2 separate regions of the Mus musculus genome follow, and region 1 is linked to region 2. The links are chromatin loops, found by intact Hi-C in ENCODE. Cell type or tissue: heart. All regions are shown on one strand. Each heading gives the region's core, and the rest is flanking DNA. Links, peaks and the distances in the headings are about the cores only.

The links. A loop is a pair of places that touch in the nucleus more often than their neighbours do. Peaks named below come from ENCODE experiments on the same cell type or tissue, not always from the same donor. Only the 100,000 strongest peaks of a DNase experiment are listed, where the experiment ranks them.
Region 1: it touches region 2 in a loop (2.1-fold over the local background); 2 of 42 quality-filtered maps call a loop at or near these places.

The regions. Positions count from the first base shown.
Region 1 is chr11:103,694,594-103,702,926 of GRCm38, forward strand. Gosr2 (golgi SNAP receptor complex member 2) reads right to left here and starts at 3,130. Exons shown (of 6, transcript NM_019650.4): 1 at 3,037-3,130. The coding sequence starts at 3,065. It overlaps C130046K22Rik (RIKEN cDNA C130046K22 gene), which reads left to right and starts at 3,131. Exons shown (of 3, transcript NR_102389.1): 1 at 3,131-3,279; 2 at 7,913-8,333. In heart, for the core only: a CTCF peak has its summit at 3,455; DNase peaks (open chromatin) are centred at 3,128, 3,288 and 3,902; H3K4me3 peaks cover 1,950 bases; H3K27ac peaks cover 1,497 bases.
Region 2 is chr11:103,754,331-103,762,663 of GRCm38, forward strand. It overlaps a transcript of Wnt9b not described here. Among named protein-coding and RNA genes, the nearest start is that of Wnt9b, 8.7 kb to the left of the region's middle. In heart, for the core only: CTCF peaks have their summits at 3,927, 4,617 (motif pointing left) and 5,858; a DNase peak (open chromatin) is centred at 4,617; H3K27me3 peaks cover 1,860 bases.

The sequences.
Region 1 (8,333 bases), core at 170-8,169, 60 kb before region 2:
GGATAACTTTTAAGAAATTACTGAAAAACATTACTGGCTTTCCCCATTTGATTTTTATTTGTAAGTCCTGTTTGGATGTAAATGAATTAGAAAAGACATAATCAATAAAGGAAGTCCAGTCTCTACATCCCATTCCATTCTAAGAAATGACAGCAAACAACATGGCAGGTGTGAAAGGCATGGAGGGAGCTAGTAATCTGGCACTTGGAGACTCTGTTTCCATTCAACTAGGAACCAGACACCACCTACACAGCCAAGTGATAGGTGATGCCCAAATATGACTTGGTGGTGTAGGCATGAGAGAAAAAGGCATCTCTGGCCTGTCTAGCATGGGGTCCATCATGGACTTGGGTGGTAATATAGCCAGGCAGAGAGCTAGTACGTGGCAAGCAAGAGGCACTGCTGTTGTTGTTGTAGTTGTTGTTTTTAAAGCTTTCCTTATGTCGTAGGAAGACTATTACACGAAAGTGCTCTTTAAAGAAGTCAGTGAATCTGTTGGGCCCAATGGTGGTACTGTCTATAATCCCAGCAGGGAGATCTTGAATTTGAGAACAGCCTGGACCACACACAAGTGAAAACGAAGGTCATAAACCTACCCGCCTACCTCCACCACAGTCAGTCTGTGGCTCACTACCTCTGTCCACCACGGACAAGAAACAGGGTTTGGGAGTTAAAGGATCTCAGCTGCAAATCTAGTTCAACTACGAAAAGCTGACAGACAATGAGCAAGTCATTTTACTTCTTGGTGCCTCCTTGTCTCAAGTCTCCAACTGAGCTGCTATGGAAACAATTATCTGAGAGATTATGGAACCCTTTGCCATATGAAGAAGCTATGTAACCCAGAACAGTAACAAGTTAAACTGCCGTTGCTTTTAAACTAATGAGAGTGGTGGTATATCCGTAATCCCAACAGCTCGAGAGACAGAGGCAGGTGGATCTCTAAGAGTTCCAGGCCAGTCTAGTTTTCATAGTGAGTCCCAGGTCAGCCAGGGCTACAAAGTGAGACTCTACCTCAAACAAACAAACGGATGAAGAAAGAAAAGGACGAATGAACAGAGGAAGAGAGGGAGGGAGGTTGGTTGATTGGTTGGGAGGGACTGGATCAGACAGGATGGGACATGACGGGAAGGAAGGGAGGAAGTTAGTAAGTAGTGGATATAGTGGTGCTCACCTGTCATCTTAGCACACAGGACAAAGAAGCAGGTGGACTGTAAGTTCAAGGCCAGTCTAAGCTACACCACAACTTATAGGCTAACCTCAGCTATGTAATAGAATCCCATCTTGAATGTACACACACCCACACAACACATACACGCCCACAGTTTTCACATGCACTTGGTTATTGTCACGTCTTCCACTCTACCTCCATAGCTAGTCTTTACCTCCTAAGGCAAGCTGACAAACTGATCTTGAGATAATAATTCTTAAAACTAACTACTGAGTAAAACCACCAGAAAAGCCTGCGTGATCACTCCAGAGCTGTTTGTGTCTGAGACCTACTTACTCCAAACTATCTAAAGATGAATTCCAGGATGGCAGCTAGACAACACAAGGGACAAATGTATCTTTTATGAACATGAGTACCCAAAATGGAAGCCTACTGGATTCTCTTTAAAGCTCATCCTAGTAGAATATTGCTAATGTAAAACATCCTGTCTTTCTTTCTTTCTTTTTTTTTTGTTTTGTTCATCCACTCAGTGCTCAGGACTTTTCCAGCTATATGACTTTAAATAATCGATTTTATGTCAACGTACCTTCACAGTTAGAGATAATCACAGAATCAGTTCAAAGTTCTAGTGAGACGAGTATGTTCTGACACTGTTCTGTCAATTCAGCAACTAGCAGATTAACTCACCGCTCTGCTAGGTCCATGTGTCTTGCTATGGAAAGGATCCGTTCTTAGTAAATGAGGGCAATTTTCTGCCTCATTCCTTTTCCACGTGACTCACAGGATAGTCTTTTAAAATCTCTTCCTACACTTATTATATAATATGCAAATTGTCATTACAATGTAGTTTATTTTCCCCCACCCAAATCAAACATTTTGTTGACAAAAGTAAAAAGGGGGATTGGAGAGATGGCTCAGAGGTTAAGAGCACTGACTGCTCTTCCGAAGGTCCTGAGTTCAATTCCCAGCAACCACATGGTGGCTCACAACCATTTGCAATGAGATCTGATGCCCTCTTCTGAGGTGTCTGAAGACAGCTACAGTGTACTTACATATAATAAACAAATTTAAAAAAAAAAAAGGTAAAAAGAGAATAACCACCATCTTATTTCCATTCTTTTTGTTATGAGTTTCCTGGGGAGGCAGGATGACTAGTTTATGTCATTTTTCAGGCCCAAGGAATAAGATTTTTCAGTGCTGTCATACAATCAATAGAAAGTTCTTAAACTAACATAGGTATGTGGCCCCTCATGGTGTCTAGCTGCATAACACTGCAAGTTCCCAAAACAAAGGACGGTATGGAAAAAAAAAAAAAAAAAAAAAAAAAAGGACCCACCAAGGAAACTTAGTTATGAAAAGCTAATCTAAGACTCAATTTCAATTTCCTTAAGGCTAACTTGTAATCAGATATGACTCACAAAAATAGTCACTAGTTACCTGCCCGTCTTTGTGTCACAAAAATAAGTTCTTTAAATGTCCAATCAAGTACACAAAATACTTCTTTCGTACAACCCCTGACACTCCCACTTAAGCAATAGATTCATAGACACAAGCCTCGGCAACAGTTTTCTCTGTTCTCTAAGCTCTACCAACCCGGAGGACTAAGCTGGCAGGTGCTGGATCAAGTGCTGTAACCTAGGGGCGCTGCTTTCCCTTGCCAATAGGCAGTCACGGCTTGCGGCCAAGAGCTACCGGGCCCAAGCCTTCGCGCCCCGGCTCGATCCCCTTCGGCTAAGAGCATCGCACCAGGGGCTAAGAGATGCGGAGCAGCCCGAGCGGAAACCTCCACAATGACAGTCCCCAGAGCCCCGAGCCCTAGGGGCCGCAGCCCGGGCGGAGCCCAGCCCGCTCCCCGACGCAGCCCTCACTTGTTCGTTTGTTGGTATAGGGGCTCCATGACGCCGGCCTAGCCGGCCTGCGGCTTCCTCGGAACACGTCCTCACAACCCCACTTCCGGCTTCCGGTCTCAGGGCCCGCCCTGCTGAGTAGGGCGCCCGCGAGTGTGCCTGTCCCGTGGTGGTTGTGAGGTCGGAGACGGGGTTGCGCGGAAGGAAAGCGGGACGCGAGGGATGGGTGTGGCTCCGGGCCGGAGCTCGCGGAGAGCGGCGGGGGTGAGTTTTTTGCTAAAGTCCAGCTCCGGGATTGAATCAGGTAGCGGAGAGGACGGTCGCGAGGCACTGACGTCAGAGCCTCCCCCGAGAAGTCGCCGGCGACTCTCTACGTCGCTCTCCGCCCCGCGGTCGGGCTTGGCTTCTCCTTGGAGTGTGTAATTACAGGTCTGGGGAATCTCACTTCCTCACGACGCGTGCTTTTCCTGCCTCGAACTAGTCCGCCCACTAGTCTTCCCATCTCCGGCTCATTTTTAGTAAACCCACAGTGAGTGAGTGGTTAGCATATGACGTGGAACAACCAAAATTTCCCTGTTCTTCAAGAGGTTGGACTAGAGAAGGAACTACGATCTGTATACAAATAAACATTCCAAATAAGTACAAAGATAATGGTAGAACATCCAAATAAATACAAAGATAATGAGCTGGGCTGGTGTTGTGGTCAATAGGAAATTGTTTTTAAAGACATGAAGGGCGGGTGACATTTGGATTAGGACTTGGAAAGGTTCAAACACTTGTCTTCACCTAGGCCCATCTCATTTCCATCCATCTAGGTTCTTATCTACAGTTCCTCCCAAGGGAGGAGTTGTTCCTCTTCCTTTGGTGAGCTGAAGCTTGGATTTTCCTGTATCCTGCATCCCTCCCAGTTTTATGTCCCAAGAGACTGCCCGCCCATATTCATTCTTTCCCTAACATTACATTTCCCAGTTCCACTCCCATTTATTGAACATCTACTATGCACCATGCACAGATATGTAGGATAGGAACCCAGGTAAAACACATTCCTGGTGTTTCGCTGTCTATTGAGAAAGTCCTTATTTTAAAGCTGAATTAACAATCAACATTTAGGGTATGACTAAGGACCATTTGCCTGGAGAAGAGCAGTAGGGGTTCATGGATCAAGAAAGCATGGGGGGCCTTCAAGAACCGATAGAGGGTTTGTGGGAATGGTGCACTTTAGCTAAGGTTGAGTAGCGTGGGGGCGGGGCATAGATAAAAGGCTGTATCCTTAGTTTTTTAGTACTTTGCTGGTGAGGGATGCACAGGGAAGTATGTATATGTGTGCTTGTGTGTGTCTCAGTAGAATTGTCTCTGACTTGTGTGAGGTCCCAGGTCAAATCTTTGTGGGTCTTTGCTCTATAGGCATTTTGATTTTAAATTATATTACAGATTTATAAGAACAGGAAAAAAATAAGTAATAGGGGGAAAGTGCCAGTCTTCTCCTTTGTTTTCTGCTCAGCTGAGGTGCAGTGAGTAGCTGCCTCCATTCCCAGCACCATGAAGCTGCCTGCCACCATGACTTTGCTGCCAGGATGGATGGTATTCATTTTTATAATATTCCCTTTTTTTGTAATAAATACAGCAAAGATTCCTTATACTATCCACTGTGGGCCCAGTAACTATACCTGTTCTTGTCCTTTATTTTTGAATGTGCTATTTCTGACCACCATGAAAAACAAAAGAAAACAAAGCTGTTATTATTTATAATGCCACAGGTCTTCAGGGCCTGAATGCATCAGTCTCAGTAACTTTCCCTGCCTTTCCAATTCCTTGTGCCATTTGCTAGTGCTGACTGCGTTGGCACCCAGGATGCTGTGCACACTTCCCACTGCTGGGGATTACTGACCCAAACCATTACTGTGCTTTGCTAGTGAAGGTATTGCCTGTACTGTGTAACAGCATCCGCTGGTGGCTTCTCTCCTCACTGTGACTTGGGCCTGAAGAGAAGCTCCTTAGGAGAGAAAGAGTTTCTTTTGGCTCACAGTGTGAGAAGATACCACCCACCATGACAGCAAAGTCATGGTGGCAGGCCACTTCACGGTGCTGAGACTGTAGGCAACAATTCACTACATCACAGCAGACCAGACCACAGAAAGGAGAAGACTGGCATTCTATTGGCTTTCTCCTTTTCTGTCTTATTTAGTCAGGGATGGAACCCATGGGATAGTGACACCCAGTGAGTATTCTCCCTTTAGCCAGCCCTTTCTGGAAATACCCTAACAGATACACTCGAAGGTGTGTCCTCTGTGTTTCCTTTTTCTATGTGTCTATGTGTAGCTATGTGCTCTTGAGTGCAGATGGAACTCAGCTGGGTGCTGGAAACTGAACTCGGGTCCTCTAGGTGAGCAGCAAGTGATATTAACTGCTCAGATATCTCTCCAGCCCTCCCAGCTGTTTGTCCAAGTGGACCATCTAAAATATGCTACAGCAAACATTCACAAAAAAAATGTGAAAGAAATCAAGTTAGGAATTTTGTAGGCTTAGTGTGCAGCAATATAGCATCTCCTGCATTCCTAGAATGTGTTTTTTTTCCCCAGTGTTTACTGCACCCTGGCTCCCACACACTGAAACCAGTTGGTAGAGGCAGGGGGGGTGGGAAAGGATGGATAGGGTGGCTCTGGAATAGAAGTCCTGTTCATGAAAGGAACACTTGGCTCTCACCTGACAACTTGAGACTGACCCGGTAGCTCATGAAGTCATCACATTGGTCATAGGTAGCAAAGGAGATTGACTGCAAAAGTCAGTTGGCCTTAGAAAGTAATAATATCAAATGGAGTTAGTCATGGCCACTGCTGGAGGACTGCCAGCATGTGGCTTAAAGCCATAGAGGCCCTGCAGGCATATACCCAAGTCCCTGTCCCATGACACTAAGGGATGCAGTGGAATGGGTGTTGTTTAAACTGCTGCATCCTTTTTAAGTGGGGTTAGGAAGTGCATTGAGACAGTGTCACAGTGCCCAAGATGGCCTCAAATTTGCTATCCTCCTGCCTCAGTCTCCTATATGCTGGGGATTAAAGGTATGAGTCACCACATCTGGCTTAAGACACTATACTTTTAAGTGGTGGTAAAATAGATACTTGACCTGAGAGACTTGATCTGGTCAGGGTGATAAGGATCAGGGCTTATGAAAACCTAGTGATGCATAATAGCACCTAAATCTGCCATGGGGGAAAAGCTGAGGAGGCAGCTCCGTGGCAGAGCACCTGCCTGGCAGGCGTGGGCCCTAGACTTAACATCCAGGACCACAAAGGGAAAGGTTAAGATGCTGATAAGGAAGAGGTGGTCTCAAACCAAGAGGCTGTCCAGAGGGATGAGATTTCAGCAGGACCTTAAAGTGCACGGACAATGTGTCACGGGGAGGCAGGCCAGGGAATCTCAGCAAGTGGAGAGGTAAAGTAGGGAAGGCCAGCTCAGGTGATGGTCTGTGAGAGTCCCTTTGGCTAAAGCAGAGGGTTTCCAAAGCAGAGAAGGCTGAGGTTGCCAGGCAGTGGGGGTGGGAGAGTTGGTGAAGCTACAGTCAGGAAAAGTGTCCACCTTGTAACCTGGAGACTTCTGGAGGGTGTTGGGCCTCAGACAGGATGGTGTGGCTTTCATACTTTCAGAACTTCTTCTGTTTGAGTCTTTGGAAACTCACAGCTCTCTAATTGCCGGATTTCAAACACCCCTTGACACTTGGCCTATTTGTTCTCGTTTGTGAGGTGGCAAACTTGGGGTATAATTATGCATGCCTATATGCACACAATTTAGGTGGCAGCAGCAGAAGGAACATAAGTTTGCTCCAGTTTGAACCATACAGGGAGATCCTTTTTTGAAGAAACAAAAAAAGATTTCTGGCCAGGCATGCTTTTATCCCAGTACACATTCAGGAGGCAGAGGCAGGCAGATCTCTGTGAGTTTAAGATTAGCCATGACTACATAGTGAGATCTTATCTCAAAAATCAGCCAGTCAATCTGGTCTGCCGTTCATTTTACCTCCGATGTGTTCTCTTTACTTCTGAAACCACTCGAGTTTATATCTCTGGCTGTCTCCATCAGACCACATAGGATGATTCTGTTATCTTGTCAAGCCATCAGCACCTTCTCCTCCCTCTGTTTTCTACAAATCTTGTGTTTCTCAGGAAACCGTTCCAAAGCCCAGTTGTAGTGTTACACAGCGAGCCTTTTGATAGCTCCAGACCACAGGACTATGTCTTCCTCCTGTCATGCATGAGCCCACCTCATTAGCCTCATCCCTGGCCATGTGGTCACTCCTGCCAACTGTGGTCATCACAGCTCTCCCCACAAGGGCCTCTGTCTTCGGCCCTTTGCATCTACTATTCCCTGTGCCTCTAACTCCGTTCCCTCTATCTTAGGCCAGATCAATTCCCACTTCCTCTTTGAGCTCCAGCTGTGCCTTCACCTCCCCTGGAGAGCACCTTTGAAACTTAGGCTGTGGATCCTCACCAACCCTGCTGTTTCCCATGGTACCTTGTGCTTCCTCTTGGCACTCAGAACAAGTGTCCACCATCCTCAGGGCAGATGTGTCTTTTGTCCCTGCTTGGGTCAGCCTAATAAGAGGCAGGTGCTCATTAAACATCTGTCCACCAGCATAGGGTTGTAGCACAGTGGTAGAGACTATCTGCCTAGAATCCCTAGTATCACAAAAACAAAGTCACCGTGAATGGATTTTACTCATCCACCCAAGTAATTTCCATGGCTCTATATTCCAGAAACTGAATTATTTGAAAATTGACTCTTAGGTAATTTAAAACTGTCCATGTGACAATGCTCTGGCTCTGCTCTGGCACTGCAAAAATAAAAAATAAAATATAATAATAATAATAATAATAATAATTAATAAATAAATAAAAATCAGCCCACAGGAGGAGAGCCATCTTCCGTGAACATTCTCACAGACTTCTCATTGTGTGCCCTCATCCCCTGCTGGGAGGCACAACCAGCATCACCACCCGCTTGTCTACACAGAAGCATTGAGCTGCAGAGAGCTTAACCTGGCCCACGATGACTGAAGACAGAGGAGGACCAGACTACAGTCACATGCCACCCTCCAGGCAGCTGCTGGATCATCGTCCTGCCTTATTGACTCGAAGAGCTTGTCACAGATAAACAGGTCACCTCTGGATCAGGTCTGCTTTAAACAATAGCTTTCATCAGCCCCCTCCTAAGCCTGAGAGACATGGCCTGGCCACCTCTGGTTTTGCTCTGACCCATCGGATTGAAGCTGAGCAGACGTCGAGGTTTGACAGATCCTACTTCGGGGGCTGCAGTGAGCTCAG
Region 2 (8,333 bases), core at 273-8,272:
TAGCAATTTCAACTGGAGATCTTATGTACTTCCTTCTCTTCTGACTTGTTCCATCTAGATCATCATTCTGGTGTGTGTGTGTGTGTGTGTGTGTGTGTGTGTGTGTAGATCAACACACAGGCCCTCTCTCACTTGCCTGAGACGTGGCTAAATCTTTACCCTTAACCAGGGAGGGTTGAATGTGGAGGGGTGTCCTTAAGCACCCCAAAATGGGCTGCTTCCATTGACGGGGCTTTCTCCTGGAAGCCTTGACCGATCCCAGCCTTGGCTTGCTTGTCACTTTGACTTGAGAAACTTTATTGATACATTATACCAGTTACCACCCATGCAAGGTGCATGGCACCCTCGAGTTCAGATGTTTAGTATTCTCACTAAGCTGAAAGCCTTGTGCCTTGTTGCTTTTCCCTCCCTTCCTTCCTTCCTTCCTTCCTTCCTTCCTTCCTTCCTTCCTTCCTTCCTTCCTTCCTTCCTCCCTTCCTTCCTTCCTCCCTTCCTTCCTCCCTCCCTCCCTCCCTCCCTTCCTCCCTTCCTCCCTTCCTCCCTTCCTCCCTTCCTCCCTTCCTCCCTTCCTCCCTTCCTCCCTCCCTCCCTCCCTCCCTCAATGCTAGAGATCAAACCCAGGGCCTCACATACAAGCACCTAGACAAGCACCCTACCACCAAGTTGCACCTTCAGGTTCCTCCTACTTCATTCATACCCACAGCTCCTGTCAAGGAGGGTATGCACTTTGGCTTCAAGTTAAGGGATCTATACGTATTAGAACAGTGGTTCTCACGCTGTGGGTTGTGACCCATTGGGGAGTCACATATCAGATATTTATACATTATGACTCATAACAATAGCAAAATTACAGATATGCAGAAATAATGAAATAATTTTTTTGGTTGGGGTCACCATGAGGAACTGTATTAAAGGGTTGCAGCATTAGCAAGGTTGAGAACCACTGGGTTAAAATGAATGAATGAACCGGGCAGTGGTGGCGCACGCCTTTAATCCCAGCACTTGGGAGGCAGAGGCAGGCAGATTTCTGAGTTCGAGGCCAGCCTGGTCTACAGAATGAGTTCCAGGACAGCCAGGGCTATACAGAGAAACCCTGTCTCAAAAAGCAAAAACAACAACAACAAAAAAAAAAACATGAATGAATGAATGAATGAATGAATGATCCTGAGCTGTCAAGTTTGACTTATGAATGGTTAGAAATTCTGCCCTAGCCAGGCATAATTGTGCTGACCTTAATCCCAGAACTCAGAAGGCAGAGGCAGGCAAATCTCAGTGAGTCTGTGGCCAGCCTGGTTTGCATACGGAGTTCCAGGCAAAACCAGAGCTATATACAGTGAGACCCTGTCTCAAAAAAGAAAAGGAGAGAGGGGAGGTCCTCATGACATGAGCCAGAGGTTGAGCCCTTTCTTCTGACACAGTGAGAACATTCTCTGCAGGCCAGTTCTGTCCTCAGGGACACACGTGGAGGTAAGAAGTGACCCCCAGGTAAAATCCCAGTGTCAGAGAATCTGCTCCATGGTTGCCAGTGGATTCCTATGTGACAAGTGATATATATGTTTGGTCTCTGCCTGGCTACTGTGCCCACTGTAGATGAGTGCCACACCCCATCCCTGGTAGTCACTATCAGAAGTGTCAGAGCCCAGCAGGATGCCTGGACAGACTGCATGCACTGGGGGCCATCTGTCCTTCACCCTAGCGGAGATTCTTCATGCAGGGCACTGTCTCCGACTCTGCCCACAGAAGGAAAGAAAACTGAAGGAAAGGCGAGGAGGAGAAAGGCAAGGACACCAACCACCTAGGAAAACAGAAGAATGGGGCCAGAATGTACCAGAAACACCACCAAAAACATGCAACTCTGCACACAGGTGTCCTCTCTGCAAAGGACAGGTGAGAGGAAGAGGTCCCATGTGGATGCTCAGAAAGTCCCTGGAGCAATGCACTTCCGTCCTGCTTGCCACTAAGACCATTTCTTCTAGGACATACTATCACATTGTTATAACTGCAGGTGCAAGTACATTTGCAAGAAGTGTTGTCAACTACCCCGGCTGGTAGATGGCTCAGTACTTCTTCCTACACTTAGAGTCGGGACATCAAGGGGCTAGCGAGACTTCTTTCTTTCCACTGGGAATAAGCTAAGACTGGGAAACAGTAAACCTAGAACACACATTCACACACACACACACACACACACACACACACACACACACACACATGCCAGGTGGGCCTATGCACACCTGTAATCCTAGCACTTAGGAGGCAGAGGCAGGCTGATTTCTGTGTTTGAGACCAGCCTGGGCTACATAGTGAATTACAGGACAGCCAGGGCTACAATAGAACCTGTCTGAAAAATAGTACATTTCTGTAATTTTATGGTGTATAATTTTAAACATTGTATATATAAATTTGATACTTTGTGTGCTTATGTATAATTTGTAACATTTACAATGGTAAGGTGTGACCATCATGTACATAGTTGTTATACTGTATTGTTTAAGAAAGAATGTCGAGCTGGGGGTGGGGGAGGGTGGTATGCATGCCTTTAAGTCCAGCACTGGGGAGGTGGAGGAAGATCACATTTTGTTCAAGGCCAACCTGGTCTACACAGTGAGTTCCAGGATAGCCAGGGTGATATAGTGAGACCTTGTCTCAAAATTAAAAAAAAAAAAAAAAAAAGGAAGGAAGGAAGGAAGGAAGGAAGGAAGGAAGGAAGGAAGGAAGGAAGGAAAGCCGGGCATGGTGGCGCACGCCTTTAATCCCAGCACTCGGGAGGCAGAGGCAGGGGGATCTCTGAGTTTGAGGCCAACCTGGTCTACAGAGTGAGTTCCAGGACAGCCAGGGCTATACAGAGAAACCCTGTCTCGAGAAACCAAAAAAGAAAAAAGAAAAAAAAAGAGAGAAAAAAAGAAAAGAAAAGAAAGAAAGACAAGAGAGCATTCAGCATATATGTTTTAACAATGTTTCCTTAGTCAAAAATCTCCGGGGGGGGGGGCTGGTGAGATGGCTCAGTGGGTAAGAGCACCCGACTGCTCTTCCGAAGGTCCAGAGTTCAAATCCCAGCAACCACATGGTGGCTCACAACCATCCATAATGAGATCTGACTCCCTCTTCTGGAGTGTCTGAAGACAGCTACAGTGTACTTACATATAATCAATAAATAAATCTTAAAAAAAAAAATCTCCTGCTGAGCAGTGTGAGTCAGAGGAGGTTAAGTCCATGATTGTCTTTTATGGATTACAGTCAGTTAAGAAGCTTAATTAATTGATTAGTTAATTAATTAATTAATAATTAACAAATACTTAATGGCAGCTGGCATTTCTATATAAGGATAAACTAATTTCTATATAAGAGTAATGTGTTAGATATATTAACTTTTTTTTTCCTTTTGAGACAGGGTTTCTCTGTGTAGCCCTGGCTGTTCTGGAACTCACTCTGTAGACCAGGCTGGCCTCGAACTCAGAGATCCCCCTGCCTCTGCCTCCTGAGTGCTGGGATTAAAGGTGTGTGCCACCACAGCCTAGCTAGTATTAACTTATTTAATCCTCACATTTTACACACAAGAAACTGAGGCTCAGGTTGGCTTGTTTGTTGGCCTAGACCCAGAAACCTAGAACCCATGGAACTAGTGTCAGAGAATGTGTTTACCCGCTACAGTAAAGAGAAGAACCTGCTAAATAAGATGATGGGACCGTTTACCCGTTGTCCCGGGGAGGTTGTATAGGGCTATACTGAGATGCTGTTGTGTTTTGACCTGGATTTTGCAATGATTTTTCTGGTCCTTCTTTTCCTTGCTTTATCCACGGGGACAAGCACTTTGCCACAGAAGTGCTTGAAACGCAACAGAAGGTGAGACTCTCCATCTGGGTTACTGAAAACCAACCTACCAGTGTCCACAGACATCGCTGTAATCCCGCATGTCTCCAATAGGAGTCGCTGACTCCAACGGGATGGAGCCTGGATTACGGAGAGAAACTGGCATAAACTCCAACAATGGATCCTTCTGGGATCTCAGTTTCCCCACTCATTAAATAGACTCATCTCCCCAGTTCGCCGCCCTTAGAAAAGATGGGGGAGAAATTTAAGGACTAATGAAACCGCTTTCCAACGTGACCCTTGTGTGTTCAAAACCCTATTACTTCCAACGTTTTGAGTATCACTCACAGTACTAGAATCACTTCATCCTTTACATAAAATAACTAAAATAAAATAATATAGACCAGCTGGTACTCTGACAGTCTCGGCAGGCTCTGGCTCGTCCCTGTGGGAAGTAGAAGCAGCCGCTTTCGCCCTGATGAGGAAAATGATTATGAAGCAGCAGCATTGCTACCTCCTCTCTGGGTGAAAGTCTCTCACTCATACTTCCTTGGTGCGTGGGGAAACTGAGGCACAGAGAAACAAAATGACTTCCCCCAAGGACCTAGAGTCAGTAATTTCCTAGCAAGCTAATTCCAAAACACACAATTGAAAGGGAGAGCTTGAGAAGAAAAGTGGCCCGAGTGGACTGGGAGGGACAGGAAGTGGGGGGAGTACCTTTTCTGTTCTGACAACCCTGCAAGAAGCTGAGAGCAACAGTTGCCTAGGGCAAGGGTGGTCAACCTTCTGCAGGAGCGCCCCCTGCTGGTCAGCGGGGTCCGTGGCTGATGGCATGGAGGTAGATTTAGAAACACGCTTAAGGGCAGAGGTGGCGGGATGGATTTAATGCCTTCATTTTGCACAGGGCAAAGACAAAGCTTTAGGGGAAGTGACCCACTTAAGGGAAAGCCAGTACATTTGGGATCCCCTCACCCCAGAATGCTTGTCTCACACTGTAAAGCGCCTCTTCCCTATTCCCCTCTCCAATCTCATAGTCTTTTTCTGCTAACAGACTCCTTTCCTGTAATCCGTTTAGCTTCACCAAGACCCTCTTTAAAATGCTGTCTTCAACAGGAGCCATGGGGTGGAAGGGTAAAGGCATGAAGGCTCTTACCTAACAAAGAAGGTGTCATTTAGGAGAGGGAGCAGGCCAGCGAAGCCAGTCTCCACTCTGCCAGGCTGGCTTGCTCCCTCTCCTACATGGCATTCTCCTCTTTGTTATATGTGAGTCTTCCTGCCACAATTGTACTAACCCCCTGGCTCCCACTGAAGGAAGCATCCAGGACGGGGTCATGGTATCAGGGCAGGACCACAAGAAAGGAAGAGGCCATTAGCAGAAAGGGCTACAGAGAGAAATTGGGCCTCACCGTCAGCTAATGTCCCTGCGAACATGACTTTCAGAGTCTGGCTCTCCGATTTGAGCCAGATTTTCAGCCTGTGCTCTTTCTAGACAGTCTCCCTGCCTCCACTGCTACTTGCTTCTACTCCCTGTCTCTTTGAAGTTGCAGCCTTGCGTGGCTTATCAGAGCCACTCTGGCATCCCATGCCACAGCCATTTGTTCTGGGGGCTCAGTGCATCCCGATACATATGACTGAGAGGAGAAGGGACCTCACGCGTGTTGTTTGGACCTGTCAGATGCTGTTGGGCAGCTGAACAGTGGCTTTGGGAAGGTCACCTGTTCACACCCGCTGCAGGGGACTGTGGCCATGGGGACAGGGCTAAGTGCTGTGAATGCCCACAGACATGTTTGCCTAAAAAAAATAAACGTCTGACCTGCCTTGTTATAAGCAATATTTGAAATCCATAAAAATCTACTTGAAGTTCTTTAGAAAAGGAAATCACCTTTGCAAGCTGGTAGGGTTGGTAAATAATGCCCTTTTGCCCAGGCCTCTCTGCCAAACTGTCAGTGTCAAACACAAAGCCCTGAGTTCAAGCCCTACCACCGTGTAAACCAGACATGGGGGCATATACCTGTAACCCCCACACGGTGGAGACAGAGGCAGGAGCGGCATAAATTCAAGGCCAATTTCAGCTGCATAGTAAGTCTGAAGCCTGGGCTAGATAGCCTACTTATAAATAAATACTGGCTGTGGAGATGGGCCAATCAGTGAAGCGCATGCTAAACAAGCCCCGCCCAGACCGCCAGCACCCACCTAAAACGTCTGATGCAGCAGTGTGTCTGTGTAATCCCAGAACTGCTGGGGTATGGACACATGAGGATCCTTGGGGTTTTCTAGCTATGGATTGGTGAGTGCCAAGTTCTGAGAGAGCATGCCTCACAAAATAAGGGGAAGAACAGCCAAGGAAGAGACCCAATGTTAGCCTGCAGCCTTTACACACATTTGCACATCCACGTGAACACGTGCACACACACATACAGAAAAGATGGGGTTAATCTCCCACTGCAAACCTGACAGATGGGTTAGAAGAGGGGCTACTTTTGTTCCCAGAGTGATCTCTGAGATAGGAGGGGCTTTCTCGGGTTTGTTTGTCTGTGTGTTTGAAACATAATCTCACCATGTGACCTTGATCTTATGACAATTCTCCTGCACATGGAAATCAAATAGATTTTCAGTCTCCTGGTATAGGATTACAGGTATGTACACTAAGCCAGACTTCTGCAGGTTTCTTTTTGTTTTTGTTGTTGTTGTTGTTTTTAAACATTTATTTTCTTTCTTTCTTTTTTTTTTTTTTTTTTTTTTTTTTTTTTTTTTTGGTTTTTCAAGACAAGGTTTCTCTGTATAGCCTTGGCTGTCCTGGAACTCACTCTGTAGACCAGGCTGGCCTCGAACTTAGAAATCCACCTGCCTCTGCCTCCCGAGTGCTGGGATTAAAGGCATGTGCCACCACGTCCGGCTCTAAACATTTAGTTTCAATGATGGGTATGTGGTATGTGCATGTGAGTGCATTGCCTTTGGGGTCCAGTAGAGGGCATCAGATCCCCCAACATTGGAGTTAAAGTTATAAGCCCTTGGTTGTTGATGCTGGAAGTTGAATGAACTCTGCAAGAGTGGTATTTGCTCTACATCCCTGAGCCTTCTCTCCTGCCCTCCTTATGCTGTATATATATATTTTTAATATGGTCCCTTGTGGTCTCTTCATCCGCTCCCAGGCTCTTATCTCCTCTCCCATATCTTACTTTCAATCACCAGGCTAGTCTTAGTCTTTACCTCTGAGAAAACAGGCCAGGGCAGTGACTATGGCAACTGAGCTCCTATTGCTCCTGTGATGGGTTTGGTGGGGTTTTGTCTCTTCCTTTGGTTGTAAAGATTTGTTTCTATTTTATGTACATGAGTGTTTGCCTGTGTGTGTGTGTGTGTGTGTGTGTGTGTGTGTGTGTGTGTGTGTGTGTGTGTGTGTGCCATGTGCAGGCCTGGTGCCCATAGAAGCTAGAAGAGGCTATTGGATCCCTTGGAACTGGAGTTACAAATAGTTGTGAGCTGCCAAGTGGATGTTGGATCATCTGCAAGAGCAGAAAGTGCTCTTAACTGTTGAGCTATCTCTCCAGCTGCATGCCCCCACCCCTTTTCTTTTCTTTGTTTGTTTGTTTGCTTACTTATTTATTTTTGGTTTTTCGAGACAGGGTTTCTCTGTATAGCCCTGGCTGTCCTGGAACTCACTCTGTAGATCAGGTTGGCCTCAAACTCAGAAATCCGCCTGCCTCTGCCTCTCAAGGGCTGGGATTAAAGGCATGCGCCACCATGCCCAGCTTCTTTGTTTATTTTTAACGTATGCTTTATATTTGCTTATTTTATTTTATCTTATTTTATATTATTTTATTTTATGTGTGTGAGTGCATGTACCTGTGTGTCCGGTGACTGCAGAAGCCAGAAGAGGGTTCAAATCCCTTGGAACTGTAGTTACAAAGGGTTGTGAACCACCATGTGGACGCTGGGAACTAAATCTGGGTCCTCTGTAAGAGCAGTAAGTGCTCTTAAGCACCGAGCTATCTCTCCAGTCCTGTTTTTGAGACAGGGTCCATATAGCTCAGGCTGGCTTCAAACTTATTATGTAACCAAGGATAGCATTTCTTGCATTTCTGATCCTCCTGCCTCCATGCTGAAGGTGCTGTGACCACAGTCATAGGCCACTGTGCCTGGATTGTGACGTCCTAGGGATTGAGCTAAGGACTCATGTGTGGTAAGTGAGCATGCTACCTAGTGAGCTACCTCCTCCACCTCCTCTGATAACTTCCAAAGCATCAGGAACGACTTAGAAAATGAGATCTTTTTTTTTTTTAAATCTTCACCACAGCACAGGGAGTTGGAGCTATGACTTGCTGCTGCTGGATACATGCCCTCCCCCTTGGATGGAAGTGATGTGTTACATACACATGGGTGAGGCTGGTAGGACCCTGCCTTCCACTTCACCCCTTGGAGTGATTCCCAGGCAGGCTTCCCCTCTAGGCACTCCTAGTGACAGATGATGGTCATCGCAAGAGCATGCATGTGGCGTGCACAGATTCTTCTCTGTGGGGCATCTT